Regions from separate parts of the Homo sapiens genome. Here region 2 is linked to region 1. A link is a contact called in ENCODE Hi-C or POLR2A ChIA-PET data. All regions are on one chromosome and are shown on one strand. The core of a region is the stretch at or near the end of the contact, and the rest is flanking DNA. Distances in the headings are between cores, read along the strand shown.

Evidence for each region. A loop is a pair of places that touch in the nucleus more often than their neighbours do. ChIA-PET counts read pairs that join two places held with the same protein, here RNA polymerase II (POLR2A).
Region 2: a loop to region 1 is called in a map of endothelial cell of umbilical vein, with 1.9 times the contacts of the local background. The contact joins two enhancer-like sites. A Hi-C loop is called at or near these places in 1 of 168 maps with a recorded cell type or tissue (endothelial cell of umbilical vein). POLR2A ChIA-PET finds 5 or more read pairs at or near these places in 1 of 52 experiments (Panc1).

What each region holds. Positions count from the first base shown.
Region 1 is chr5:125,276,273-125,279,280 of GRCh38, forward strand. The region is part of intron 4 of LOC101927421 (a long non-coding RNA gene); the gene reads left to right. Among named protein-coding and RNA genes, the nearest start is that of LINC02240, 220 kb to the right of the region's middle. Within about 2 kb of position 1,424, at least 2 of the 41 ENCODE cell types and tissues checked have a DNase peak (open chromatin) inside an H3K27ac peak, as active enhancers do; they include endothelial cell of umbilical vein, where a contact is called at or near this core.
Region 2 is chr5:125,658,303-125,661,310 of GRCh38, forward strand. All of the region lies in intron 6 of LOC124901056 (a long non-coding RNA gene), which reads right to left. Among named protein-coding and RNA genes, the nearest start is that of LINC02240, 170 kb to the left of the region's middle. Within about 2 kb of position 1,534, at least 2 of the 41 ENCODE cell types and tissues checked have a DNase peak (open chromatin) inside an H3K27ac peak, as active enhancers do; they include endothelial cell of umbilical vein, where a contact is called at or near this core.

The DNA.
Region 1 (3,008 bases), core at 174-2,673:
ACAGCTATTCCTCGGTCACCCCAGTGTCTTTATAAGCTCCAGATTGCAGAGATGTCAGCAGTCCTGCGAAAGATGATACTGACTTGGGATTTGAGGCTTCAGGGCTGAACTGTAAAAAATCACTGGGATTTGTCCAGGTGATGTCCTGAAGAGCAGGTCATGAAAAGAAGGAGACAATATTATGAGCTGTGTCACCCAGCTCAGAGAGAGCTTCTAGTTGTCCTAAAATCAAGGTGAAATCCTTATCATGAAGCAGTGTATTACTTACTATTTTATTGTAGTAATAGATAACCTACTCAAACCTGCTTAAATAACAAAGAGAATATAGTGGTTCACTTTTCTGAAAAGTTCAGAAGTTGGGTGGGCTTCAGGCATGTGGGATTCATAGATCAATGATATCATGAGAGTCTGAGCTCCATTTCTCATTGTTGTGCTCTACCCTGTGAGTCGGGTTTATTCCTGGCCTAGCTCCTCTGGCCTTATATTCTTACTCTCAACCCCATTGTTTGTCTAAACACCTCAAGGAAAAGTCTGAAGGTAATGCAGATTTGACTATCTCTTTTGTCAGAGAGCCCAGAGTCTCTGATTGGCTTAGCCTCATTCACCCTCTCCAGCTATGGAGCCTGATGGATGCCCACATGGAAATCAGGGCTGTTAGGAAGAGGGCAAGGGATGGCTGTGAGGCAGCCAAAGCAGAATGTTCAGAGATGGGCATGCTCTTCTTTCTGGAAAAGTAAAGTTGCCTCAAAGGCCAGAAGGCACAGATTCTATTGCATACCTCTGCACATCACTGTATTAACATATTTAAACTTGGCTGAACTCTCATTAATCAGTCTCTACTAGTTATTCAGTTTATCTTTCAAGGCTTCATAGCATCAGTTCATCTGAACTTTCCAGATCAGACTTCTGCTATTGCTCAGCTGTAATCCTACTGATATGGATTAGGTGTGTATCCACACCCAAATCTCATGTTCCATTGTAATCCCCAATGTTGGAGAGGGGGTCTGGTGGGAGGTGGTTGGATCACGGGGGCAGATTTCTCATGAATGGTTTAGCGCCATCCTCTTGGTACTGTCATCCCAATAGTGAGTGAGTGCTCATGAGATCTGGTTGTTGAAACGTGTATAGCTCCGACCCCGTTGCTCCTGTGCTAGCCATGTGATGTGCCTGTTTCCCCTTCATCTTCTACCCTTATTGTAGTTTCCTGAGGCCTCCCCAGCAGCTGAGCAGATGCCAGCACCATGCTTCCTATACAAACTGCAGAACCAAGAGCCAATTAGACCTCCTTTCTTTATAAATTACCCAGTCTTTGGTATTTCTTTATAGCAGTGCAAGAATGGCCTAATACACCTACATTCTGACTGGGCTATTCTTATCCTACCTCCATGCCTTTGCTCTTACTCACTCTTCCCCCATTCTTATTTGTTTTTCTCTGACTAATCACATCTGACTCAGCCCTGAAGGTTTATTGGAGGAGGCATATTATAGTGATTTAGAGTGTAGGTGCTGGAGTGAGACTGCGTAGGTTCAGATTTAGCTCTATTGCTATGGAAATTTGCAAGTTACTAAGCCACAGTCAGCCATGATTTCCTTGAATTTAAAATGAGAATATAATGGTACCTAAGTCAAGTGTTGTTGTGAGCATTAAATGAGTTAATATGTATAAAAGAGTTAGGCCAATGCCTGGCACTTGGCAAGAAGTCAATAAACATTGGCTATTATTTTAATGCACCATGAAATCATTCCCCAACTAGCCCATGTCTTTCCTTCCTTTAAACTACTGTACTGTTTTGGCCTGAACTCCTCATTGCACTCTTGAACACTCGTTAATTTGAATGGCCAGATAACTTTATACGGATAGGAGGCTTCAATTAAATACTTCTTGTTTCTCTGCACAGAACATAGTTAAATGCCATAAACCTATATTGTAGATATCTAACAACTGTGCATTGAAGAAATGGAATGTGGCTGAGAGTACTCCTATGCATGTTCAAAAAGGATCAAAGCTGGCCAAAACTACCATGTAAGAAAAGCCACTGGAAATTAATCTCTTCAATCAAATATTGCTTTGTGTACAATTAAAATATTATGTCTCCAGAGCTAGTAAAATGCTGACCCGTTTAAACCCATATAATTCAGGTTTAAAACCTTCATTCTTTAGTCAGACTAGATTTACTGAGAACTATGTCGGTTCCTCCCCTCTAGCATATTCCCAGGCAGTTTACTAGGTGCAGGGAATATGGTAGTGAATAATACAATCTCAGACCTAACAGAGAAAGTGAACATTAACTATTACAGGTATGAAGAACTATAAAGGAAATGTACAGAACCTATGTACTGAACAGACATGGGGTTTATCAGTTTGGGAAACAGCACATGCTCCCTTCATTCCCTTGGCATATAGATGGATGTGTGCATTATTTCTGCACAGACGGGGCTGTTATATGTACCCTATATATAGATAGTAATATCTTATATCTGTAGAATGCTGTACACTTTCTATATTACTTCCTTATTTCTCATTTGTTACTCTTCATTATGTTGTCAAGAAGTAAAGATATTGTTCTGTCCCAATGAAAAGCTGAGCGGACTGAAGTGCAGAGGGGTTCAATGCTATTTTCAAGATCAGAGACTGGGAGACGGTTGGAGCTGTGGGTGGGCTTTAGACTGCTGACTTCATGCTCAGTCATCTCTCCATTGTACTCCCCTTTGTGTCCTTCCCCCATCTCTTCCACTATCAGCTGCTGATTATGTGTGTTTGGTGAGGAAAAAGTGGTAAATAGAGCAAGTGTGGCAAATAATAATACCTTTTGGAATTATCCAATTGGACATAAAAAGGGAGCAGGCTTAGAACTCTGTAGCTGGATTCTTTAGTACAGAGGACATCATTGCAATTTCCTTACCTTGTTTTGGGAGTTGAAAAACATTGCCTAAAATTTATAAATTTTTGTTCATTGCAGTTCCAAGAACAGGAAGGACATTTATTGTCATAACATCAGTTTGTTGTA
Region 2 (3,008 bases), core at 284-2,783, 380 kb after region 1:
TGTGCATTAACTAATTTATCTGACTAGGAAGGGGCTATGAATGCTGATTTTTATTAAGCTCTTCATTAAGTGAAAATGTAGGCATGGCAAGTGCATATATTAGTATGTGCCTGTCTTGCATGGATGAATAAATACATATACACATCTAGTTACCAAGTGACATTCTTTTGGTGGCAAAAATCATCAACTTTAACTTTTTTTTAGTCACATCAGTAAGATGAGAAAGTGAAAATTAAACACTCAATGGAAAAGACTCTTGTATCATTAAAAAATCACCACTTTTTTTTATCATAGTCCTAAAAGTGTTTTTTAAAAGAACAGAATGTGTAGCCTAAAGTCAATAGTTTAAATCTTAAGTATCCTTGAGTATCCAGTGACTATTTTTATGATCATAAAAAGCCGACAATGAATAATTGAACACCAAGTCAAATTAATAACCTCAGTTTTTATATATGCTTAATTTGAGTAGAATAAAAGAAAAAAAGAGCAAAATAGTATTCTATTAAATATACAATAATCAATTTGGTCTAAATCTAGGCAGGAATGTCTAGATGAACACGTGAATAATGTAATCCTCACTTAATTAGCACATTTCATTAAGGCACACATTTAAAACAAACCCAGCCTCTACATAGACAGGCACATCTCAGCAAGTTGTGTAAAATTTGACCAACTTTCACAAGAGAAGAAATACCAAAAATATCACACTTTATTTGCTTGATGAAATTGATATAAATCTATCTTAGCCAATGTATATTGGGAACTCTCTATATGCAAATTGTTATGAGTATTTTAAGCTTATTACTTAAAAAAAATTTTAACAATCCTGTTAACAGCTCCCCAATAGGAGATGAGTAAGTGATTATTTCTATAACTGGTTTTCAAGGTGAAAAGGCTAAAGGAAATGAAATTAGCCTCTATCTTTGAAGATACTATATAGTAGCAATGACTAGGCAACAGACTGGGGAGGGGCAGAGATGCCGAATGCACCTCTGACTTCAAATTTGAGTTCTTAGTTTTAGTTCATTAAAATTAATGACCAATCACTGCATGTCATGCATGAGGAACAGCTCATTCCTTTATCAGTCAGGTAAACTGAAACACACACTACATGACACAAAACCAGCCCTGGGATTTGGCCATGAGCCCAACTTAACTGCAGAATGTTTATAAAATTATTAAAATTTATGGGTTGATAGCACTCTCAAGCAATTTATTATAGCTGTAAACCATTTTTAACTTTTGAAAACACAATAAAGTTGATTTAATAATCCCCCTAATCTTATACACAACTTCCTCCAGAATTTTCTTCAATTATGCCTCATAAATTACAATTTATTGTATATTAGAGAAACACTAAAAAACAAATACTTCATGAGAATTTCATCAGATTCATTTATTCTGAAACATTTGCCAGAGAGCATAACAAATTCACATGTGACCCCTGTACTCTAAAGAGCTGAAGTTCAAACCAAAGCCACAGTGGAGAGTTCCTTTGCCAAGGATAATAACTAAAATCTTCCCTTGACTTGAGCCAGGACCTCAGCTTTAATGAATGCCGGGTCAAGAAGTCATGAAGAAAGAGGGGGGCAGTTCTAGGGAAATTCTGTCTATTCAAAAAACAGCTTGAATTGCAAAGCACAGATAGTCACCGTCACCTCTTTGTAGGACTTTGTTAGAGAACAAGCAACTGAAAAGAGAGATCACAAAGAGGCAGTAATTTTAAGCACACATTGTGTTTTCCTCAGGAGCAGCAGGACATCAGTATAAGCCCATTTACTGAGATTTAACAACTTTTAAGTGAAAATTTCATACTTTTAAAAATAGAATTTACGTTTAGGATCCAGAACCCTGCTTGAAGTATAATCCCCAATTGCGTATAGTCTGCCTTAAGGCAGAATTATTTCCTGGACCCAGTAGGTCTTGTGACTTACAGAACTTTATTTTCATAATTAAAACAGAAGGTTTTGAAAGTATGAGGAATTCATCAAATGTAACAAAAAGAAAATATATTTATAATAGATATGCTTCCTGGTTCAATGGGGAAAGAAGGATGGACATAATCATTTCCTGAGGAAAGTCTATGTGCAGTCAGAGGAAATATTGTACCAACATTCCTTAAATATTTCAGGTTTGTGCCTTCATGCTCACTTTAGGAGGCTGGAGGCTGAAAGCCCTAGTCAAGTAAATTTACCATTGACTTTAATATGCTAAAATTGCAACTGGTGATTTCCTGGTCTTGCGGATACCAGACTTTAGAGTGAAGCTGGCTCTGGGAGAACCTTTCAGGAGCAGGGAATTACTTCCAAAATGAGAGTTGTTTTTACTTGGGATATCCACAGGATCTGTCTTCTTAACATGAACAAGATCCCCTCATGGGACTCAAGAGCAATCAGAAAACAGGAGATGATGCTATCATGGACTTAGTCATACCAAAGGAGCTTTAACAGTCCTAAGACCATAGTGGGCCTAGTGGTGTCAGTTTAAAGTCAGAACCCCATAGAAAACTTACCTGGGCTCTTGTTTCTTTCTTTTCTCCTTGTTTACTCTGCCCCTAGTGCCTGGTGCTCTAAATGCTTGACTATGATACATGCTGTTCAAAGAACAGGTCTATGTGCTCTCCTTTCCTTGTTCATGTGGTTGGGTGTCTATACCTGTACCAATGATTCTCCTACCATCTTGGCCACCATAGCATCAAGTAGACACCCAGCCTAAGTTGGGTCAATGAAATTCCTCTCCCTGAAATACTGAGATAATTAAATGTATAAAGCTGAGGTAAAATCCTGAAGACCAAGGATTGAGGGCACTATTTTGTGGTGACCATGATGACTATGAGCAGAAGAGACTGGTCTACAGAGGAAAAAGCATAGAAAGCATTATAGAGAGAAGGAGGAATAAGTGAATATGAGACCATAGGGAGAGCTAGAGAAAATATCTGTCCTCTCTTTTCCCTATGATTTATCAGTTCCTGTGACGTCTACATGTATTTCTAACTCTTGGATCCTTTA